Regions from separate parts of the Mus musculus genome. Here all the other regions are linked to region 1. Evidence: chromatin loops called from intact Hi-C (ENCODE). Cell type or tissue: heart. All regions are shown on one strand.

Evidence for each region. Peaks named below come from ENCODE experiments on the same cell type or tissue, not always from the same donor. Only the 100,000 strongest peaks of a DNase experiment are listed, where the experiment ranks them.
Region 2: a loop joins it to region 1, with 2.9 times the contacts of the local background. A loop is called at or near these places in 4 of 42 quality-filtered maps.
Region 3: a loop joins it to region 1, with 4 times the contacts of the local background. A loop is called at or near these places in 14 of 42 quality-filtered maps.

Annotation. Positions count from the first base shown.
Region 1 is chr8:107,112,102-107,120,101 of GRCm38, forward strand. No RefSeq gene overlaps it. Among named protein-coding and RNA genes, the nearest start is that of Gm39240, 8.0 kb to the right of the region's middle. In heart, CTCF peaks have their summits at 4,096 (motif pointing right) and 7,202; DNase peaks (open chromatin) are centred at 2,530 and 4,140; H3K4me3 peaks cover 675 bases; H3K27ac peaks cover 1,977 bases.
Region 2 is chr8:107,288,666-107,296,665 of GRCm38, forward strand. It overlaps Nfat5 (nuclear factor of activated T cells 5), which reads left to right and starts at 4,805. Exons shown (of 15, transcript NM_018823.2): 1 at 4,805-5,233; 2 at 6,916-6,969. The coding sequence starts at 5,161. In heart, CTCF peaks have their summits at 4,043 and 4,652; DNase peaks (open chromatin) are centred at 4,726 and 5,646; H3K4me3 peaks cover 2,912 bases; H3K27ac peaks cover 2,742 bases.
Region 3 is chr8:107,180,351-107,188,350 of GRCm38, forward strand. Cyb5b (cytochrome b5 type B) reads left to right here. Exons shown (of 5, transcript NM_025558.5): 5 at 3,228-7,120. The coding sequence ends at 3,318. Among named protein-coding and RNA genes, the nearest start is that of 4930517G24Rik, 21 kb to the right of the region's middle. In heart, a CTCF peak has its summit at 2,488 (motif pointing right); no DNase peak of the experiment used is centred here.

The DNA.
Region 1 (8,000 bases):
GCAAAAACACTCAGACCCACAAAAATATAATAAGTATAAATATTAAAATGATAATAAAAATGTAAATGGGGTCAGGTGTGGTAGCATATGCTTTTTTAGAATTCTTTTCTCGTTAAAAATTTTTTTCACACAACATGTTTTGATCATTTTTTTCCTTCTCTCAATCCCTCCCCAGATCTTTACTGCCTTCTTGCCTTTATTTTTCTGTTCTCTATCTTTCTTTTTCAGAAACAAACAAAAACCCAAAGAAACAAGAACAAAAGTCCTCACAGAACACACACGCACACACACACACACAATGAAAATCAAAATAAATAGGAAGACCAATAAGACAAAAAAAAAAAAAGAAAAGAAAGAAAGAAAGAAAGAAAAAGAAAAAAAAAGCTAAAACAAAGTAAAATGAAACAAAAAGTTCACAAAAATACTCCAAGGCTTATTTCTCCAAGGCTTGGGACTGCTCTGAGGGCTGATATATAAAATAAAGCTCCGGGGGGTGGGGGGTTGGAAAAAAAAAAAAAAAATAAAGCTCCATTGGAGAAAACTGTTTCCCCCTTACCAGAGGGTGTCAATTACAGATAGTTTACAGATCCTGTCCACTTTCTTCTTTCAGTATTGAGACCCTGGGTGGCTTGTATAGGCCTATACCATTAATCCCAGCTCTCTGGAAAGAGAGGCAAGAGATCTCTGAGCTGGAGGCTAGGTCAGCCTGGTCTACAGAGAGAGGATTGGTTTCAAATCACCAACCAACCAACCAACCAACAACAATAAATAGGGGGCTGGAGAGATGGCTCAGTGTTTAAGAGCCCTTGCTGCTTTCGCCGAGAACCCGAGTTCAAATCCTAGCACCCTCTGTGGGACGTTCGTATCTGGCTGGAACTCCAGCCCCTGGGGATCAGAAACAGCCTCTCCTCTGGCTTCCATGGTCATCTCCATGGTGCCATGGTTACATGACATACCCACACCAAGATGTATATCTACATACACATAATTAAAAGTAATAAAAATATTTCAAAATGTGTGTGTGTGTGTGTGAGTGTGTGTGCATACAGGTATGTGTGGAGGCCAGAGGACAATCCCAGAAGCCAAAAGGCTCTCTCGATGGCCTGGAGCTCACTAACTGGGCCAGGCTGTGAGCAGCAAAAATCCACCTCTTTCTGCTTTCTCAGCACCTGGATTGCAGTCACACCCAGCTTTTTACAAGGGTTTTGGGGATCTAATTCAAGGCTTTGAATTTGCAAGGCGAGCACTTTACTAACTGTTGCCCTAGCAACAGTCTTTAAAAAAAAAAAAAAAAAAAGATGAGGCTGAGCGAGAGGCTGAAAGGGTAGCATGCCAGTGGTGTGTGTGGAGGTCAGAGGGCAACATTCAGGAGTCAGCTCTCTCCTTCCACCATGAGGTTTCAGGGATGGAAAGTCAGATCGGCAGGCTTGTGCGAAAGGTGCTTTTACCATCTGAACTGTCTCTCTCTCCCTCACCTACCCCATCCTCATGACTCAAGATGTGGCCATGCTTGGCCAGAAACTCAACATATTGTCAGGCTGAAGTCAGAGATCTGTCTGCCTCTGCCTCAAAGGAAAGGCTCAAAGTGGCCTTGCTTGTAGCCAAGGACAGTGTCAGAGTTCCTGATCCTCCTGTGTCAAGTCCTCATGGGTGGGATCACAGGCAGGCATCACCACATTGGTTTTCTGCGGTGGTGGTCTGGAACCCAAGCATTCAACCAGCGGTGCTACAGCCTCAGCCCCATGTGTAACCTTTTATCGAATCTAACTCTGATGTTTGAGAATGGCGAACAACAGGGCTCAGGTGCATTTTATTTTTCTATGAGTATCGGATTCATTGACCTTCTTTAAGAAAATCCCCTTCCGGGGCTAACAGACCCACGGCTCAGAGTTTAAGAACGCACACTGTTCTTGAACGGTGGGTTCAGTTCCCAGCATCCACACGGTGCCTCACAACTGCCAGCAAATCCAGTTTCAGACAATATGATACTTTCTGGTCTCCATGGATACCTGCACACATGTGATACATACCAACTCACTGTAAAAATCATAAACATAGAAAACCAAAAGCAAAACCCCTCATTTCTGAAGTGCTACTTTTGTTACGGATCAAGAGGCCCGGGTATAGGTCTGTTTCTAGGGCTACAGAAATTAGAAAGCTAATTGAGTATGTAAGAAAAAAAAAAAAAAAAGAAAGAAAGAAAAGTGAAGACCACGTGACTAAACAGCCCGTGGGCCTTTAACTCCCTGGGACCCCTGGACTGGTGGGAGATCAAACAGGAAAGCAGCTAGATATTCTGACCCAGGAAACCTCAGGCAGCAGTAGTAGTATTTTTTTTTTCCTTTTGTTGTTCGATTTCAAGTGTCGGGGAGTACAATGGAAAGAACATCCACTTGGGGCAGGAAATGCCAGGGAAAGAGCCCAGAGGACGTGACATTTGGGTGGGTCATGAGTGACGATGAAATCTGTCATCTCTTTTTATGACTGTAATCTGCTGTCTACCGTGCGTTTCCCACCCGCGTTTCATCTGCATTATGTCTTATCTGATTTAGAAGGGCCCACAGGGAACTGTATCCCGCCCCCTCCCAACCCCTCGCCCCAGAAGATCTGAGAGCTGGGGCTGGTTCTGGGTTTGTCAGACTCAGCTGTACTTCGTAAAGGCCTGGGCTGGGCCTTTAAATTTTTTTCTGTAACTGTAGTGCCACAGGATTCCTGAGTTTCACCCACACACAGGCTCCCTACCCGAGCCCCAGCTGGCTGCCAACACCCACACTAACCAACTAACCCCCAGCAACACCGCCTTGGCTGTGTCGAAATTCACACCACACCATACCTCCCCGGGTCTGGAAGAAAGGCACAGGGTCTTGGTGCTGTGCAGACACCCTGATAAGGCTCTGGTGAATAACCCGTGAGTAACAGGAAATCAGGAAACAGGAGCTGCCCCTGTAGCAAGAAACGGGAGGGTGGATGGCTGTTCGCACAGTGGTCTGTACACCGGCACCGTGGACGCGCCCTTCAGTGTCGAGATTCCAGTTTCCTTCCCTGACTGGGGGATGAGAATGGAGTTCACAGAAGGCAGCTGTGGATTTCCAGTGAAACTCCCTGGGACATTCTGATCTCGATGTCCCAGCAGGTTTGGAAATGGTAGTATTACTAAACACCTGGACCCATTCTTCATTAAAAAGATTAAATTAAGTCAGGTGTGGGAACCGGTGCCTGTAATGTTGGTACGTGGAGGATGTGGCGCGAGGATGGGTGAGTTTGAGGCAATCCAGAGCTACATAGGAAAACTTTCTAAAAAATGTGTGTGTGTTCACGTGCGCAAGAGTGTGTGCATTCCTGCATACACAGGCACTTACAGCTCACATTCACACACACAAAGAAAAGAAAGGACTATTAATGATAATTAGCAGAGGAAAGTGGAACAGATACAGGGAAGAGTTTCTTGTGCCTTTATATCTTTCCATGGTGTTAAAAATTTAGCCTCAGTGAGTTCAAGGCCAGCCTGGTCTACAGAGTGAGTTCCAGGATAGCCAGGGTTACACAGAAAAACCCTGTCTCAAAAAAAAAAAAAAAAAAAAAAAGCCTCAGAAATTGCTACTTTTTTATGGCTGGGGGTGGTGGTACATGTCTTTAATCCCAGATTTCGGCAGATCTCTTTGAGTTCAAGGCCAGCCTGGTCTACAGAGTGAGTAAGGGTTACACGGAGAAACCCTGTATCAAACAAAACAAAACAAACAAACAAAAAACCAAACAAGCAAAAAGGAAGAAAAAAGAAAGAAAAGAAAAAAGAAAAAAAGAGCCAGGACAAGCTAAGGACGTAGCTCAGTTGGCAGAAAATTTACCTAAAGTACATCCATCATCAGAACCAGAGAACCCAGGCAAGGCAGTATAGCCCTGTAATCCCACCCTATAGAGATGGAGGCAGAAGAACCAGACGTGAAAAGCAATCCTTGGCTTCGAGTGAGTTTGAGGCTAGTGGCCGTTCAGAGTCACAAGAGACTTTGTCTAAAACAAAACATACACGTATACTTACATATACACGTAAACCTTGAGGAAAATTCAATACCTCTCCGGAACCTGTGAACTGTTTTCCTTACAGCAGGGGGCAGCAATGATTCTCAAATATCCCTGACATCAGCACTAACCTGCGGCTTGGCGTCCACGGGTTTCCAGTTCCAGGCCCAAATACCATCCAGCAGATCATAAGGGAAACGAAAGACAATCACCACAGAAAGCTTTAGATGCCGGAGGAATTGTTAAATAAAACATGTTCCAGGTTCTTTTATTGATCCTGAAAACCTGTGTTTGCCCTGAAGCTCAGTTTTCCCATCTGATAAATTAAGTCTATAGATTTGCTGAAATCACTTTAAAGAGCTCTTTCTGCATCTGTTAAGAAAACAAAGGACAACATATCAAACCAAACCCATTTTAAGCTGGACGTGGTGGCACACACCTTTAATTTCAGTACAAAAGGCAGAGGCAGGCAGAGTTCCAGGCCAGCTTGGTCTACAGAGCAAGTTCCAGGACAGCCAGGGCTACACAGAAAAATCATGTCTCTAAAACCCCAAACAAACAAACAAATAAATAAAGTAAGACTTTAGCTGGGTGTGGTGCACACACCTTGCTGTGTTCAGAGGGCATCAGATTTCTCTATGAGTTCGAGGTTAGTCTGGTCTAACAGTAAGTTCCAGGCCAGCCAGTACAACATAGTGATAATCCTACTTAATGAAAAACAAAAGCAAACCCAGAAAACCTTTACAAATCCAAATCAGCATCAGGAAGGAACAAGCCCCAGTGCCCTCTGAAATTAATTGGATTATCAAATTATCTGTTAGACAGCCCTCAGCTGACCAGGATGACTTATTGGCAGTTTATCTTTAGAATACTAATTTTTGGGGGTGGAGTGGGGTGGGGTGGGGTGGGGAGATTGGCACTTACTCAGATCACTGATGGAGAAAAAGAGCCCTTCCAATCTATAAATGTTTAGCATGTGTGCAAAGGTCGTGGATCTAGTGTTCAGGAGCCACACCCAGACTTACAAAAGGATCTTGAGTGGACTGGCCAAATTAAACAGCACAAGCACTTGTAGAGAAATAAACACAAGTTAAAATGTAACCACAGCTATTTGTTCTTGCCGCTCTGTTCTCCTCTGTGGGAGGGGCTGAGAGGGTAGATGGAGCTCTGGTCACTCTAGCAGGAACCTGAGCCTTGCTGCCAAACCCTCTTTCTTTCTTTCTTTCTTTCTTTCTTTCTTTCTTTCTTTCTTTCTTTCTTTCTTTCTTTCTTTCTTTCTTCCTTCCTTCCTTCCTTCCATCTTTCTTTCTTTCTTTCTTTCTTTCTTTCTTTCTTTCTTTCTTTCTTTCTTTCTTTCTTTCTTTCTTTCCCCAAGACAGGGTTTCTCTGTCTAGCCCTGGCTGTCCTGGAACTCACTCTGTAGACCAGGCTGGCCTCGAACTCAGAAATCTGCCTGCCTCTGCCTCCCGAGTGCTGGGATTAAAGGCGTGCGCCACCACGCCCAGCTAGGAAACACTTTCTGTATAAGCATGTGCATTATGCACTACATGTCTTTACATACACATGGCGTTTGTACTTCTCCAGCTTCCTTCATGCTTCAACAGCAATGTTGTTTTTACAGGTGGCTAAAAAAAAATCCCAATACTATCTCTTCTGTGTGTATATATGTGCATGTATGTGTATGTTTTTGTGTGCAAGTGTGTGTGAATGTGTGTATGTATGTATGTATGTATGTGCATGTATGTGCACATGTATGGGTGTATGGGTGTGTATGTTTGTATGTGCAAGTGTTTGTGTGTGTGTGCATGTGTATGTGTGTGTATGAACTGGTACTAGGAACAAAACTCAGGGTCTATTACATGCGAGGCTCTATTATTAAACTACATCCCCAGCTCTTTTTATTTATATTTTCTATTTTTTTCTTGAGATATCACTAAGCTATCTGGACAGGGAGGAGAGGGCCGGGGGGCTTGAACTCTCTATACCTAGGCAGGCCTTGAACTTCTGACCATCCTGCCTCGGCTTACTGAGTGCTAGGGACATAGGTGTATAAGACCACAGCCAGCCCTGTATCTATAATTTGATTCTCCTGGGATGTCTTCAGGAAGGAGTGACTCTGCAAAGGAGCCCCAGTTTCCAAGGTCACCTCCCTCTCTGGGAGGGAGCCCTAAGCACCCAGAATGGTCCCCAGGATGAGATAATCAAGGCACGCCTAAGAAACATCTGGGATACGTGTACACCCACCATTGCTGTGGTCTGTTCTTTGGGATCTCATGCTGGTCCAACATGAATTTCATTATACACTGTACTCATTAAAAAAAAGAGAGAGAAAGAGGTTTGTTTTTGTTTCTGAGTATATACATGTGTTTGTCTGAGTGTATACCATGTATGTATGTGAGGGTATCGTCTCTGGCGTGACTCATGCCTGTGAACTGCCAGAAATGTAGAACTGTAGGGACTGGGAACAGAACTCTGGTCCCTGCAAGAGTGATCTTAACTGCCAGTCCACTTGACTACAGATTGGTTTTTCTTTTTTTTCCTTAATTCTTTGCTCCAAGGTGTGAGCTCTTGAGCATTTAATTGTGCACACTGGTTAGAGGACAGCTCGGGTGTCAGCCTAGCTGGCTTTCTGACTTTCAGGGACCCCTGTGTTCTTCACCTGCGTATCGCTGTAGGAGTTCCCAGAGGGGCACTACTGCACCCGGCTTTACCTGGCTTCCTTCATCCACTGAGGTATCTATCTCCTCAGCTCTGAGCTAAAACCGTCATAAAACTTTAACCACAGGAGGGGCCGCACGTGACCTTATTCTGCAAGCATTTCCTGTTCCTGCCAGCTTGTTTACTGTTTTCTCCCAAACACTGGCTCCCCTCCTTTATTCTCAGTCAAGGGCATTGCTTTGAAATGTTACAGTGTCCGGTGCCCTTCAGTTTCAGGCTTGGCATGAGGGCCTGTGAATTCTTTCATCTGAAACCCTCTTTGGTCTGCCAAGCATACACAAGCCGACAGTCCATCTCTCTTCTAGAACCTGCTGCAAGCTCACCTCCCTTGGAAGCCTTCTCTGGCGACCTTTCACCCTTTTGCTTTCTGTTCTGTGCTACAGATGCAAAGAGGTAGTGGAGATGTAACCTGGGAAGGACCCTTACGACTGTGCTGTGTGGATGTTAATGCTGCTTCTTTCCGTTTGGGGCGGTTTGGCTTTATGAAGCAAGCAGGGGCTCTGGAATCTGTCTGTCATGCACACTCGGGAGATCTTGACTTCATTCCCCTGTCCCCTGTCACCTTGGAAATAATTCTTCCTTCTTGCCAGCTCTTGCCTTCCACCTCGGCTTCTCCAAGAGTGGAAGAACAGGTTTCTTTTACCCTTCCCAAGCACAATAAAGCCCAAACCACCATCCCATTGTGTTCTTGGCCTTCTCTTCTGTCAGGGGAGGATAATTATAGTCCCTTTCTCCTTGTATTCTCGTAGGGATGAAATAAGATCAGGCAGGCTTCCAGAATTGGCACCTGGCAGGTTGCTTTATGCCGGGTTGCTCAAAACCTATTCCGACTACAATTCCTTGGTAGCTGTTTCCTAGGGCTGCAGAGGCCACCTTTTCCATAACTCTCGAAGCGATGGCTGTATTTATGTTTCTCTTCTGCGTGTAGAGGGAGAAGGAGGGAGGGAAACACCTGTTTCGTTGGCGCTGATGGAGGCAGAAGCAATGGTATTCTGGGATCAGGAGCTCTGACGACAAGCTTAGCAGTTCTGAAGTTTCTGGACGGAGGCGACGCTGTCATTTGCTCATTGGCTGGTGCCACAGTGTGTTGGGAGTCATTCTCAGCTAGTTAGTCCAGAGACTCTTTCTTCAACTTTTCATCATAAATCAGCAGGAGAAAAAAAAATCTGTCAACTGCAACTGAGGAAAAAAAAAAACCCACAAATCAATTGTTATTTTAAAACTTTGTTGAAGATGAATGAGGTAAAGGTCCCTGCCACCAAGCC
Region 2 (8,000 bases), 180 kb after region 1:
TTTATAGAATTAAATGTCTGGTTATAATAAGACAAAGACACTTTGGAACATAGGGGAATATTCTAGACCTGATGCAAATAGTATGGTCTAATTTCACCTTCAGGAATATTTGCTAGAACATGTCTTCAGTGTGATACTGACACATAAACATAACCAAATATAAATTTAATTGGAATTTCAGCACAATGAGGTCATTGCTATTTCCCACCACTATCGACTCTCTTTTATTATTATAAAGGAGAGTTCTCAGGGCGGGGCAAAATGAACCTGTGGTCCAAACTTTCTTTGGCCGATTACTTAAATTGCTCTGGAAAATTTCCTTTCAGGTTTTGTGTTTGTTTAGCCAGGTTCCTTACAATATATGTGTGACTAAAATCATCTTAACAGCCTGAATTGTATTACAAGGGCAATGGTTCTGTAGGTCTTGTGACAACATATTCTTCTCTTCTGTATGAGTTTATTTATTTAATTTCTTTTCAGTGGTTGATATTTGAACCTCTTTCATTTACAGTACATCCGGCTACACTGTTCATACAAGTGCCTAAGCGGGTTCAGGAGGGGTTAAAGAACGCACTGCTGATATAAAAACTGCCGCTCTGTTATGTAATCTGAACAACTTGGAGTTGAATCTTGCCTCTGGTGAGATTATCAAATAACTAGGGAATATGGTATTTGATTGGGACGTAATATAAAAGAACTATACACACTGCCACATCTGTACATTTTGTTCCATGAACCTATTGTGATTTTGTTTTTTACAAGAAGTAATTTCCACATTTTAAATGTTTAAATGATTTCATTTTTGTCGTTCTTGCTTGTCTTGGCTGTTTTATGAAGAAGTACTGACAGTGAGTTGTGTCTAAAATATATCATTATATGAATTACAGGTAAAGGGGAATGGAATTTGAGACATCAGTGAACACCCAGGGAAATACTATGAGGATCAGAAGTCATGTTTAATTTACAAAGTATATAATGATCAAAAAAAAATTTTTTTTTGAGACAAGGTCTCAATATGTAGTCTTGGCTGGCCCAGAACTCACAGAGATCTGCTTGCTTTGCTTTGCCTCTCAAGTGTCGGGGTCAAAGATACACACCTTCGCTCGCAGCTGCTTTTGCTTTTGCTGTGTGGAAGCACAGTTTCATGTAGCTCAGTGTGGTCTTGAACTTCTGCTTGTCTCCCAAGCACTGGGGTGACAGCAGGTACCTCCATATCTACCTGGGTTTTTGTCGCCGCTGCCACCCCCCTCCTCCTCCTTCTTCTCTTTCTCCTCTTCCTCCTTCTTCCTCTTGTTCCTCCTTCTCCTCCTCTTGTTCCTCCTCCTCCTCCTCTTCTTCTTGATTCAGAATCCCATGTAACTCTGATTCTCCTGCTTTTACCTCCTGAGTGTTGGGGTTACAGGCCCACACCCTGCATTCGGGTCACTATTTACTTACTTACTTGAGACAGGGGCTCCTGTATCCTAGGTTAGGATCCCCCTGGGCCTATATATAAACAAGGGTGATCTTGAACCTCTGTTCTTGCCTCTACTGAGGTTGTAAGCACATGTGTTTGCAGAGTTGCCAATTGAAACCAGGGCTTTGCCCATGCCAGGCAAACACTTTTCTGAGCTACAGTAGTCTTTTGTTGTTTTGTTTTTGAGACAGAATCTCTCTACATAGTTCAAGCTGGCCTTGAACTCACTTGAAAACTTGTCAATATTCTCGCTCAGCGTTCCTCTGTGGCAAGATTGCAGGCATGTATCACCGATCTTGACTTATTTGAGTTAAGTCACTGATACTGAAAAGAATAAAATGAAAACCTTTTCCCCCCCTTTGTTTGCTTGCTTTTGTTGCTGTTTGAGACAAGGTCTCAAACTGTAACCTGCAGTTCACATCGATTCTCCTGCTTTCAGAGTTTGTGTTATGGGCCAACGTGTTTGGTGTAAATCTAGGTTTCTACATTGCTGCAAAGCATGGAAACAAAAATTCTCCTTCTAAATCAGGGCTGGGGAGATGCTCAACGATCCTTGAAACCCAATGTAAAGGTGGAAGGAGAGAACTCATCTCACAAAGTTTTCCTCTGACTCAAAAAGTGCACCAGGGCGCATCTGCCCACAAGTAGGCACATATGCATACAATAAGGCATACATCTTAAAGATTCAATTGAAACAGTTTTTTGAAGAATGTATCCATTGAAGGAGGGGCTTTGAATTTTCATCCATTTAGTTATAGCAAATGTTTGCTCTGCATGTGGCTCATGGATATAATTTCAGCACCTGGAGGCTGAGACAGGAGGACCACTGGGTGTTTGAGGACAACCTGATGTACATACTGAAAAGGTAGGCCAACCTAGGCTACAGAGAGAGTCTGTCTCAAAAATATTACACACACACACAGTATTCAGTGCAGCGCCTGTTGGGGTGGTAGGTCCTGAGCCTGCAGAGTGCCAGTCTAGAGAATTAACTGTCAAAGACAAGTCACACTTAGTCACACTTTGGAGGATCCCTCTTCACTTCGCTATTCTCTAAGCAGAGAAAATCTGATCAACAGAAAGCATAATGGAAAAACTTTGAGTAAAGGGCAGAGAAGAGCTGAAAGGGGAAGAGGCCTTGGCCCTTCTTGACTTGTTAACTAGGGTCAGAAAGGGGATTTCCTATACCCTAAGTGTGTTTCAATCTCATAGGTTTGGAGAAAGGACTATGCTTAGTGATTCACCTCGCTTTCTCAGTACTGAGGCTCAGCCTGGTCCATTGTAATTTCCTCTTCATGTATTATGTAGTGACTAATGGAAGGGCTAGGTCACCAACCAATGTTTTACTCCAACTCAAAGCTATAGGATTTCAATTGGCCTTAGCGTGTTAGGCAATAGGAGGTTTGAATCTTCTCTTATCAAATGAGCGGGTCTCTTAGCAGCTATGAAGGGACTTCCCTTGGGACGTGTTACAACAGAGTACAGTGGCCATAGAATTTTGAGGGTAGTTTCCTGTTTTGCTCTGCTATGTGTTGGGGTGGCTCAAAAAACCTTCCTTGTGACTGATGAAAATGCTCACAGGGTTCATTAATTATCACTAAGAATTCAGTGAAGATAATCAGGCAGCCTGTATCAGATGTTCAGATGAAAGGATAGGTGGTTTCTGATAACACAAATGTAAATTCTAGGTCTGTAGGTTAAGCTTGCTAAAGGGCCCACCCCAGAGCTGCCTGCACTGGGGCCTCCCTTGCTCAGAGACTCTTCCCCAACTCCAGCATTCCAAGTCACAATAAAGTGCCCAAAATCACAGAGGCAAAACTTTGTTAGGGATTTATATGGGTACATCCGCAGGGTTTTAGGATTTGTGACCAGCTTTGTAGACACAGTAACATACATCAAGGCATCTTTAACACCTGAAAAACACTGCCCACGTGGCTGTTGGCATCAAAATCCCACACAGAATTAAAAATTATTTTCCAAGATGCGCACCCTGTGCTCAAATTGATATTTTAATAACTCGATTAAAAATTTCCCAAAAGTCTATTAAGAGTCAGGAAACAGTCTGTGGTGGAGGTGAGGATGTGTTTTTGCAACGGAAACTTTTAGCCCCCGAGAACAGAGCAGCCAAAAAAATCTCATTTACATGTTTTCCCTCCATTCTCCCTTAGCACAGTGAAAAAAATGAAAACCCGTGTGGAAGAGTATGTTTGCTTACTTCTCTCCCCCTACCCCACGCACGCGTGTGCATTACACACAAGCCATGTGGACTCACATGATCCCATTTTTAAATTGTCTTTTATTTTCCACTCCGGAGTAAATTCGACCATTCACTATCAGAGACATCATTATACATAAACTTAAACAACAACAACAACAAAAATCAAAGCCAGGCATGGTGGTACTCTTCTGTAATCCCAGCATTCGAAAAGCTGAGTCAGGAGAACTGCCCTAAAATTGAGGCCAGTCTAAATCTACACAGCGAATTGCAGGCCAGCTAGACCTACATAACAAAATCACCTGTCTAAATAAATAAATAAATGCAGTCGCCGTAAATTTGGTGTGGTGGGTAACGTGGGGGGAAAATATTTTCATTAAAAAGAATCAATAGCCGAGCATGGTGACTTCTGACCGGCAGGGGCAAGCACAGCTCTGTGAGTTTGAGGCCAGCCTGATCTACATAGTGAGCTCCAGGCCAGAGTGGGCCAACAGAAATCATCAACAACAAAAAAATCCACGAACAGGAACAACAACAACAAAATCCACAAACAAAACTTGGTAACTCGTGATGGTGGTGGTGGTGGTGAGTATGGCTTGCCCTTTCTTAATTAAAAAGTGAGTCTGATAGCCCCTTGACCAGCTCACTGCAGACACTGCTATGAAAAACCCCGAAGGGCCCGGTTGCTGTCCAAGCTGTGGAACTCCATTCCCCAGTGCTGAGCTCCAGCGAGCGGGCCTCGATCGCTGCAAGTCCCTGGAGGGCTTTTCCCCTCCTGGCTGACATCCAGGTCCCCCAGGGTCTGTGTCCTCCTAAGTACACCACGGAGCAGGGCCGGCCGCCTCAGGCTCGCCGCCACCAGGTCGAGGCAAAAAAAAAAAAAAAAAAAAAAAATCTTTTCCCTTCTCAGGGCCCCAGAAGCCAGGCCGCCTCCCTCCACCCTCCCTGCTGGCTGGCGGGGCCCTTTCCCAGCCCGGGATCAGCAGCGGCCGCAGCAGCGACGGCAGGAAGCGAAGCCCTTGTTGATGCTGTTCCGTGGCGCGCCTGTCCGCCCTCCGCCGGCCGCCAGGCTCTTCCGGGCTCCCGGACCTCCCCCCCTCCGCGCGTGCGCAGTGCCCCACGAGGGGGCGGGGCTCAGATTCCTGTCAGCGGCGCCGGCGGTGGCGGCGGCCGTCAGTGTGCGCTGAGGAGAAGCCCGAAACGGACCCGTTTGGCTCTCCCTCTTCCCCTTTCCCCGGTCCGAAGCTTCTGGTCTCTGGACTCACCGGGAGTCAGTTCTCCACTCCGCAGAGCTGTTCCCTCCACTCCGCCGCCCTTCTCATCGCTCGGCCGGGTGGGAAGTGACTGCCCTCGAGGAGGAGGAGGAGGCAGCGGCTGCCGCCCTCGCCTCACCGCCCCCGGTTCGGTGCCCGCGGATCCCGGAGAGGAGGTGCCGCCGCCACCGCCGCTCCCCCCCTCCCGCTGCCCTCGGGCCGGGCTGGGTCGAGCTGCGATGCCCTCGGACTTCATCTCATTGCTCAGCGCGGACCTAGACCTGGAATCGCCCAAGTCCCTGTACTCGCGAGGTGAGTCAGATGGGGGGGTGGGGGGGTGGGGCGTGGGGGCGGGGAGCGCGAGCGCGCGGAGTCCCGGGCTGGGGTGGGGGGGTCCCCCGTCGGGGCCGGGCTCGGGCGGGCTTGCCCCTCACGAGAGTCCTGGGCTGGCCGCGGAGGGCCAGGGGTGATCCCGGAGCTGCCGAGCGGCGCCCCCCTCCCCAGCGCGGCGCGGCGCGGCGGCGCGGCGGGGGGCTTAGGGTCCGCGCGCCCCCCAGAGTCCTCTGCGGTCCCGGAGGTTCGCAACCTGCCGGTCGGCGGGTCCGGACTCCACCACACTCGGCGGACTGCCGGCCCAGTCCTCCCCCGGCTCGGGAATCACCCCACTGGTCCCGCTGCTGGGGACACCGGGGAGGGGGGGTGGAATCGGGGCGCCGCGGCTCGTGTCCCCCGGACTCTCCTCTTTGGCAAAGTTGCCCCACGCCGGGCTGCGTGGCCCCGAGGGGCTTCGGAGCTCAGGGTCACCATTTTTTTTTTTTTCTCCCTCTGGTCTTGTTTGTGCGCGGTCGTCCTACTCCCCCCCCTTCCCCGGCCTAGTCCACTCCCTCCCCATGTCGGGACGGCCCCCCTCGGCCAGGCGTTCTTCCTTTCCTCGTCATCTTCTTGCCTGGAAAAGGCCCCAATCTTCTTTCTCTCTTTCCACCTCCGTGACATTCTAATTACTTCTCTTTTACAAAGATAGGGATGCCCTCCTTGGAGTACTTGTATTCCTCTCCCTGGAGTACCAGGCTCGGGCACAGTCCTGCCCTTTGAGAAAAATTCTCTTCTGTTGCTGTTCAAGGGCTTCGTGCAGAGAGGAGGCAATGAACAGAAAATCCCATTTAAAACTACTTTGGCTAAGGCCTGCAGGGGATTCCCAGCATCTAAAACATTAATACTTGAGGTGATCTCTGCTGGGGTTAAATTCCTACACTGGACACCACAAGAATGTGTCAGAACAGGTTCCCCTTGCAAGGGGTATCAAATCAAAAATGCCCCCATCTGTACTCATTTCTTATACCAGTGGAAGGAGGCTAAAGACAGTTCTTTTATATTTTTTTTTACAAATAAACCATGGTGAACCCTTTTCCCAAGAAATCCAGCATTTCTCCTATTTTTTTGGTTTTACAAACCCACCAGAAAATTTCACCTCTTTGGGGTAGAGAAGGACTAAGCCTGGTGTTAATGTATTTATATGAAGTGAATCAGAGGGATGTGGTTTGCCCTGGAAGGTGCTAGACTTTATAGACTACAGGCCATTGTCTGTTGCTTTGATGAATTTAGTTGGCAGTCACTATCCTGTAGGATGTTTTTCAGATATTACCTAAAGTAGCTTAGAAATATTGTAGTTTGAAGTGTCAGAAAGAAGAGAAAATATCAAGAGATGATCCTTAGAATAGGGCTAATGCACAATTGGATGCTAAAAATAGTCAAGACAGTAATACCATTTGGGCAGTAATCATTAGATAATTTTCCATGAAACAAATGCTTTATCAAAATCTAAGTTTAGCTTTAGAGACCAGTGTAGAAGCAACCCAACCTTCCTTTTGCAGACTAAACTAATATGGGCTTAGGCTCTTAAAAATACATAATAGTTATGTAAGAGATGTATGCTATCCTTGGCATTTTTTTCTCATTCAGCATAAAAAGTACTTAATGCTTTTTGTGTTTTTCAGATTCTCTGAAGTTACACCCATCACAGACTTTTCATAGAGCTGGACTATTGGAAGGTCAGCAAAGTGCCCTGTTACAGCATAGTGTGTCAGTGTGCAAAGGCTTTCTCTGAGATGGAGTTGAAGTGGGAAAGTGGGAAACTTTGCAGACTCACACAATCTAGTTTTTTTTTTTACTAAGAAGCCTGATCCTTCTTTTAGAGCAGCTAAATGTTTCAGTGGATTTCATTGCTGTGCTTGAATTGCTTGTAGGCCGTTGTATCTGCTTTGAGAGGCCTTGGGAAAATCCCTTAGGATCATTTAAAATTATGTGTTGGGTGTTCTACTTTAGTATTTCAGTTAAATTGTTCTTAAACACAAACTAAATTTGCAAAGATTCAAACGTAAAGATGACAAATTAATAAATACAGCAGTGACACCAAACACATACTTAGTTTGAAAATTCCAAACTGAAAACTTTTGGATGTTGTAAATTTCAAAATGATATATAATCTATTCAGCAATTATTGACATTATTTCTGTTTCATTATATGTAAGGATAAGAAAAGCTACATAATAGGAATGATGCTTAGGGGGGAAAAAAGGCCCCAAGACAGTTCTGGGAAAGTTTATAGGATATGTACCTTAAACAGCTGACAATTACTTTAAAAAATGTTTTCTTTGTTGTAGTAAATATTTTAACCCTGCATTGTTTGGATAGATTTATTTTTTAGACTTTACACTTACCTTCTTTGAATTTTAGGGTCTTGGTATTAGATATCAAGGATATTAATTTAATTTCTCCATTGTACAGAGCTGAGAAACAAGCTGAAAGTAAGAGGCGTGGGGGGAAAGTTCAACCTCAGCAGAAACAATGCTTTCTGTGTTTTAGTCAGTACTCCTTACCCAAAGCCAAGTGCTACTATGAAGTATATATATATATATATATATATATATATATATATATATCCAGTAACATAACAAGTATTTTATGATCTCTTTGAAAAAGGCTTTAAATATTTTCATAGGACTTCAGTATAGCTTTTTTTCTCCCTTAGAGGTAGGTAGACTTGAAGATACAGTGGAGGAAGTGGGTGTTGTAATTCAGC
Region 3 (8,000 bases), 68 kb after region 1:
CCTTTGAGAACACTTTGGCAGTGTCTAGTAAAACTGACACTATGAATAACTTTTGACCTACCAATTCCACTTCTATGGGACTTGTAATAGAAACATATCACAAACTGGGCATAGTGTGCCCGCCTTGTGGTTCCAGTTGCTGTAAAGGATTGTTTGACCCAGGAGTTTTGAGACCACCCTTGGCAACATAGTAAGACTATTGCTCAAAAGAAAAGCACAAGGAAATAGATACATGAATGTTTATAGCTGGGGCTGGAGAGAAGGCTCAGTGGTAAGGGACGTGGGCTGTTCTTGTAGAGGACCCAGGCTTAGTTCTGGCATCTACTTGACAGCTCCCAACCAGCTGTAATTGCAGTTCTAGGGGATCCAACACCTTCTGACCTTTGAGGGCACCAGGAGCTCATGTGGTGCACACACATGCATTCAGGCAAAACACCCATACACATAAACTAAATAAATTATAAAGTTTTAAGTTTTCCTCAAGTGCAGTGACACACACCTTTAATCTCAGAACGTGGGAGACAGGCAGGTGGATGTGTATCAGTTCAGCTGATACACGCTGAAGTTACCAGGTCCTCTCAAATCAACGACAAAAAGAATGCTTATAGCAACATTTTTCAAGACATTCAAACATTAGGGAAATTCATATATTCAATAATGAGTTCTAGTAAAGTCATATGATAAAATATTACTAAGCAAAAAAAATTTAACAAATCACAGTTATCTGCAATAACCTGGATATGTCTCCGAGAAGAGAATGTTGTCTGACACAGAGTTAGTCACTGGTGCTCCGTCTCCTTGAGTGCACTGGAAGTGCAGTTCCTGTTGGTCTTCACAGTGACAAACACTGCAAAAGGAAAGTTGGTGGCAACCATTCTCTCTTGGTTGGAAGAATTTTTCTTCAGTGTTTCCTTGAGGGTCCTATCTTTGGACCCAACTCTTTCATGGTTCCTCTTCAGGAAGCCTCAATTACGTAGAAGTTTCCGTGTGCCATAGTTTCTGCTGTGCATGCGTATTTGCGTTTTAAGCAGAGCTGCCTGCTTGCCATCTCACTTGTTGAGAGTAGCTTGCCACCGTCCTTCCTTGTACATTATGGTAAATATGGTTAGGCAAAGAGAGGATTTTTGTTAACAATCTCAGCTTGTTTTATTGGCTTGGAACTTTTTCATACTAAAACTGAATATGTCTTAAGTTGAGGGGCAACCAGGACATTTGAGTCATAAAAAGCCTCATAGTCCAAGCCAGGCAGAGCTAGTAAACTCTGTAAAGAAGTGGTTTAAGGGGCTGGAGAGGTGGCTCAGTGGTTAAGAGCACTGACTGCTCTTCCAGAGGTCCTGAGTTCAATTCCCAGCACCCACACGGTAGCTCACAGCCAGCCATCCATAACTTCAGTTCCAGGGGTATGTGATGCCTTCTTTTGATCTCTGAGGGTACCACAAACCCACATGGTACACATACATACAGGCAAAACTCTCATAGACTTTAAATAAATAATAAACCCTAAACAAAACAAAACTGCACATTGAGAGTCTGGCCACCTGACTCCATCACCAGCTTCTTACTCGGATGCAAGGGCTATGTGGTTTCCTTGGTAGGAAAGAGAAATATTGGTTATGGATGGATAGTATTGCTTCTAAACTTGTAATAGGATAGATAATACAAAAATCTATATGGAATTATTATTTTCCTCAAGGGATCCTGCTGCTAGCACCATACACATAAAAATTGATATTGTAGTATAATAATTTATTTTAGAAAATCAGAAAGGCAAAATTTAATAGCTATAACCCCATAACCCAGAAATAACAATGTCTATATAAAAACACCTAGAATGGTATGTATGTATGTATGTCTTATTTATCTTTTGAAACACCAGAGTGACTATAAACTTTTTTTTAAGTGCATGTGTCTTTGCCTGCATTCTCAGGAACACTGTCTCCTTTGAGACATGGCCTTTCGCTGTCCTGTGGTATACTAGCTCAGCCAGGCTGGCAAATGCATGGGATCTTCCCATCTTTATTCCCCGGCACTGACGTTTCAAGCATAGCCACTGCACCCTGAATTTTTACTTGAGTCCTGGGATCACAATTAATTTCCTGAACAAGTACTTTAAATAACTATTTCCTAGTCCTTAAACTCTGGATCCTCCTGCCTCCGTATCCAAATTCCGTGATTGTGGGCTGTGTGTACGTATGTATCTGTTTCCTTTTTTGCTGTTCTTGTTTGCTTGCTTGACAGCATCTTGATGCATACATAGCTGGGGCTGGGCTGGCACTTACAGAGTAGCCCAGGATAGTCTTTAGGTGGCTGCAATTCTGCCTCAGCCTCCAGAGGCTGTACCGTGTAGGCATGTACCACCGTGTCCAGCTTGTATATATGTTTTGACAGCTTATTGTGCATTCTGTTTTTGGCCAGTGGATTTTTTTTTCTTTTTTAAGTTTTATTTATTTATTATTTATATGAGTATATTGTAGCTGTCTTCAGACATACCAGAAGAGGGCATCAGATCCCATTTCAGATGGTTGGGAGCCACCATGTGGTGGCTGGGAATTGAACTCAGGACCTCTAGAAGAGCAGTCCCTGCTCTTAACCGCTGAGCCACCTCTCCAGTCCCACATTCTGTTTTTGATGTGTTGTGGTGCTAGGGTTCAAAGTCAGAGCTTTATGCATGATAAGATAAGATAGATAGATAGAAAGTCCTCTACCACTAAGCTACATCCTTTTTTTTTTTTGAATTTTTTTTTTTTTTTGAGAAGTGTCAACTGTGTGGCCTTGAACTCTCAATAGATTTACGTGCTTTTGCCCCCCAGAGTACTGGGATTAAAAGCACACAACCATGTCTTGCATATCAGATTCTTTTTATTTTTAGCATCTTTTTTTAAAGGGGCTCTTTAGGGCCCTGCAGGTTAGCTTAACAAGAAGACCCCTGCCAAGTCTGCTGGTTTAAGTTCTCATGTGCTAGAAAGAGAGAACCAACTCCTACACGTTGTCCTCTGACCTCCACAAATACATCATGCCTGGGCACTTGTTTGCACATACACAAATAAATGTAGACTTGGCTTTGTTTTTCCTTTCAAATACTCTATGGTAAAAGCAATTAAATTAAGAGAAAAATCAAGATAAATCAAGACCCCTGTCTCATGTATATTAAACATAAGCGCTGAAAAACATTCAATTATTTGCTTAGAATATTCTTAACATACTGCTTTTTCTTCCTTCTTTTCCAGTTCCTGGGCGTATTGGTTTGTCCCCATCGTGGGCGCTATTCTTATAGGTTTCTTGTATCGTCACTTCTGGGCTGACAGCAAATCCTCCTGAGGAGACCTCGTTGAAGTGCGGAGCACGTGCTCCTGCGATGAGAGGAGGAGACTTGTGTGGAGGCTGCAGGGTGTTCCCTCCTTGGAACCTGCCAGTTGTTTTCTTTCCCCTTGGAGCCAAGATGGTTGACCAGATATCTATCCTCCTTCAGTGTACGACCAGAGTCTTTCATCCGCCAGAGCCTGACGCCCAAAGCACCTGCTCACTCTGTGTCCTTGCCAGGGTTTCTCTCATTGGTTCCCACTCCTTCCTTTCATTTCAAAAGTTGATGCCAATGACTTAGAGTTCCTATGTTGTAGTGACATGGCCTTTGGGGACAGTACATGATTTCTCATAATTTGAATTCATAGTAGATATAGTTAAGGGAACAGCAGTCAGGTTATGAATCTTTTCCCATTTTTCTTTTTAAGTAAATTTATTTTTTTAATTCTGATTTAATTTTGTCATTCATCATAAGGGATTTAATTCATGAAGTTGTGTGTATCTTATTTCAAACACAGCTGCCAGATGATCTTATTTATGATTGTTAGAAGTAAGGGGCCAGCAAGATGGCTCAGTGGATAAAAGCAATTGCCGCGAAGCCTGATGACCTGTGTCTGAGTCACTGCACTCACAGGATAGAAAGAACCGATTCCCAAAAGTTGTCCTCTGACTTCCACATGTGTGCTATGGTCTTTGCACACACACGCACACACACACACCCCAGATGTTATTTTTAAAAATGAAGTACAGCAACAGTGGCTATCTACCCCTGCCCCCTCCAGACAGTGTAGCTGATGGCTCCTCCTGTCTCTAAGTCCCGCCTCTTTTCCCAAAATACTTCACAAAGTGTGCATCCCTTTGATTTCTTAGGAATCTAAGAGCTGAAGAAGGACTGACTTCAGAGTAATCTCTTTTACAAAGAGAACCAAACACTACTTACAGGAGAGCAGTTTAAAAAGGGACCAACATGCGCTCTCTGGTCTGACACTGGTTTCTAACCATCTTCCACCCTGGCTGTCTTTACCAGTGAAAGATGTGTGTGTGTGCTTACCTTCTATACACTTCTCTCCGGTCCGTGGGGCTTCACAAAGGCCTTTCTGCTGTTTTTCTTTACCGATTAGCAAATTTCTGATTCCTTGTCTTAAAGTACAAGACTCAAGTTTGAACTTATGTTTATCTCAGTAAAATAACTTAGATGTAAATGTCATTGTCCGGCATGCCCCTTCAGATTGGGAGACCATGCCAAGAGACTTCGGTTTTCATCTGGGTTTTACCTCCATGGCGCCAACTTTTGGTTTTGTCCTACTTTCTATTGAGGGTAATGATAAATCTGGAAGCTTTCTTTCCTCTTGGATATGAATTTCACTGGAAAGTAGGCAGTCATTTAAAATTCCTTCTCTCGTTGGTCCAGGCATTTTCCTGGCACCTCTGACTGTATTCTCTCTCCCTGTGGCAGTGCCTGACAGTACCCAGCTGTTTCTTAGTTTCTATGATCTTTCTTCACATCTTTGTTCATTACCAGTCAGCTTCTGGGCTGGTGTCACATCCAGCAGGAAACCATGGGATTCCAGCAGGACCAGAGATGTTGGGAAGTGTCCTCCTGCCTCCCTTCCAGCTTGCCAGGGGCTTGACAGGACAGGAAACTGCACAGTAAACCAGTCTGCCCGTGTAAACTATTTTTTAAAAAGTTCAGTCCAGGACTCGTATCCTGTGATTTAGCAGTTGAATGAATTCAGAATTCATCAAAATAACATTAACCTTTTCCTTACACACTTGAATATGATATTTTAGAGTGATTTCTAGGTGACTTTTATGTCAGAGATGAAGACTTAATCAACCATTCGTCTTTAGAAACGTCTGTAATATTGTGTCATAGATTGACAGCGTAATTAGTCTGTAACAAAAGCGGCATGCGGCGCGCATCTCCAGGTAAAGGCAGGGAAGGTTGTGTGCAGGGAGCCCGGGACCTGCATGCTGGGATAGCGAAGTCACATGGAGTATGCTGGGTAGAAGGGAAGAACAAAGGAACATTGAGTGCAGGACAGGAGCGTCCCAGCTAACTCCAAACTTGATGGGACACCTAGTGAAAAACATCTGGCTTGTAGGAAATGTTAAAGAACTGCATTTTCGGCTGGGCATGGTGGTGCACACCATTAATCCCGATGTAGGAGAGACAGAGGCTGCAGAATCTCTGAGTTGAGGCCAGTCTGGTCCACATAGTAAGTTCCAGGACAGTCAGGCTACATAGAGAGACCATGTCACAACCACTCCACCAAATAAAAGAACTGTATTCTTAAGTAGAATCGGTGTTTTGATATTTCTACAGTAAACATCAATACCAAAAGCCGTTTTTTCTATTTCACATTTGTGTCTTTCCCAGCTTCTTATAGCTGAGCTTTTTCTCCCGAGAGCCAGAAGGAAAAGATTTTCATACTTTTGTCTTTGCGATCCATGAAATCCGTCAATACCCAGGGCTTCTTTTGAACTACTGATAATGTAATGTCATTTTATATTATATAAAAAGGATGCTTTTTTTTTTTTAAATCTTTAATCCCAGCACTTGGGAGGCAGAAGCAGACAGTTCTCTTGGGTTGTAGGTCAGCCTGGTCTACAGAGCAAGCTCCAAGCCAGCCAAAGCTACATAATGAGATTCTGTTCAGGTCTACTTGTTGTAATCCTGTTGCCTACATAAACAGCTAGGGGAAAGGTAGGTTTTAGGTGATCGTTTGTCAAGGCTTTCCGTAAACGGCAAAGCAACACAACATGTGCACAGGTGTACTTTTAAAAGTCTAAACTTGTCAAAGAAGCCTGGACATTTGAGGGTCATGAAAAAACATTAAGACCAAGAGGAGGCAGTTCCTATCCACTGACAGCACCTCCTGACCTGTGGGCGTGGGCAGGTTTGATTGTTTATTCTTGAGGTGACCAGCTGCTGCCACATATACAGGTAATGGCAGGTGAACATGAGAGATTTGTGCTACCCAGATAAAATGTGTTAACACCCATTCTCTAAAAGTTTCTACCCAGCCCTGGGAGCTGGTTTTCATCACTGAGTGATGTACAGAAAGCAATAGCACACAGTGTATGGACTTACTTAAGCAGAGACAAGTCTGTCCAGAGCTGTCACTTGAGCTGGCTGGCTCTTCCAGCAGTTGCCATCGGGGCTCACGGTGTAGGGTTTGTGCTCATTAAGTGCTGATGGCAAGCAGTGGAAAGTGATTTACAAGCAAGGTGTGTCATCACATGCAGCACTCATGCTTCTGTCTCCAGTGATGCCCGTCCGGCTGAAGTCGACCTGAGATGACTGAAGCAAGGATCGTAAATGTTCATTGCCTCCTACCCCAAGGGAAGTGGACTCAGACATGTCTTGTCTCAACGAGAAACCGAAGGGTTGAAGCTGTGAGATTCAGTTGCCAAATATCCCAAAAGTAACGGGGAGCTCCGTCACATTTGGCCAGCTTTGGGATTTGTGGGAGTGGTCTAGGAGGGAGGCTGAAGAAGCAGGGGTGTGCCAGTCACCTGCCTTACACCCAGTGTCCTACTCATGAATGGCAGGGGCCACTCCTTGCCCACGCCTGCCTCGTCTAATCAGCTGCTTGGGCAGACGCTCCTTTCGGTTATTTGGCTTGTCTTTTCCTGCACCCTCAACTGAGTGGCTAATACTACATTCCTTTTGTGAATTCAACGATGGGGTTTGTTTACCTATTTGGTTTCAGCTTATTTTGAACAAAGATCTTTGTCTCTTTCTACTGGAATGTGCACACAGTGAATGTTTGTTAGAACTACACAATAAAGATACTGTTTTCCTTTTCTTGTCCTGACTACGGTTGCTTTTTTTTTTTTTTTTTTTTTATAAGACTTTTGTTTTTAAGGAAAGGGTACTGTGCTGCTTAGGTGTTGTGGATGAAGACAGTTGGGGTGCACAATGTTCTTCGGTGCCTCTGCTAACATTTCGTATAACCTAAGATAGGGTGCGCGGTGGCTCCCTAGGGTTCTTTGTTGGAAGTGGATTTCTCATTTGATAGTTGAGAGATATAGCCATCCTGGTTTGGCCCTGTTAGGGGATATGAAGTGGGAAGCAGAAAACAGCTTGGAGTTCTCTTTCTACCAGTAAAGAAAAGCCAACATGAGGTAATGTTTTATTGTCCGCAGTGCTGGGCTTCAGTTGATTGTTTTCCTTGGAACTAGCTAAACTGTTGGGGAAATTTATACACAGAGGTTGAGGTTCTAGTGACTGTGTGAAGCAAGGGAAATAGGCCATTTTATAATTACCTCTCACACACTGATAGCCTTTTCGCATGACCAACATCAGGTCAGAGTAGATCACTCATTAGGCCCCGGCGATTCCACTACAACAGGAATCGAGGATTAGTCACAGGAAGGGATAGCCCCATTCTTAATGCCAGCATTTGAATCCAATGTTTAATCCTGATGCTAATAGGAATTCATTATCAAGGCACTCTTCCTGCTGTTTGATAGTTGCGTGACAAATCTTGCTTGATTCACAATAATCTGAGAAGGCTGTGACTCCATTTACAAAAGTTTAAGGTAAGAAGACCCCACATAATTTATTACAATCTGGTGATGGGTAGCATACATTTGACAGCATTTCTAGCTAGATGTCTGATCTGTGTAGTTCAAAGCTTGCTCAGCTGAGTCGCTTTATATGCGTTTTGAAAAATTAATTCTTGTGGCTAGAG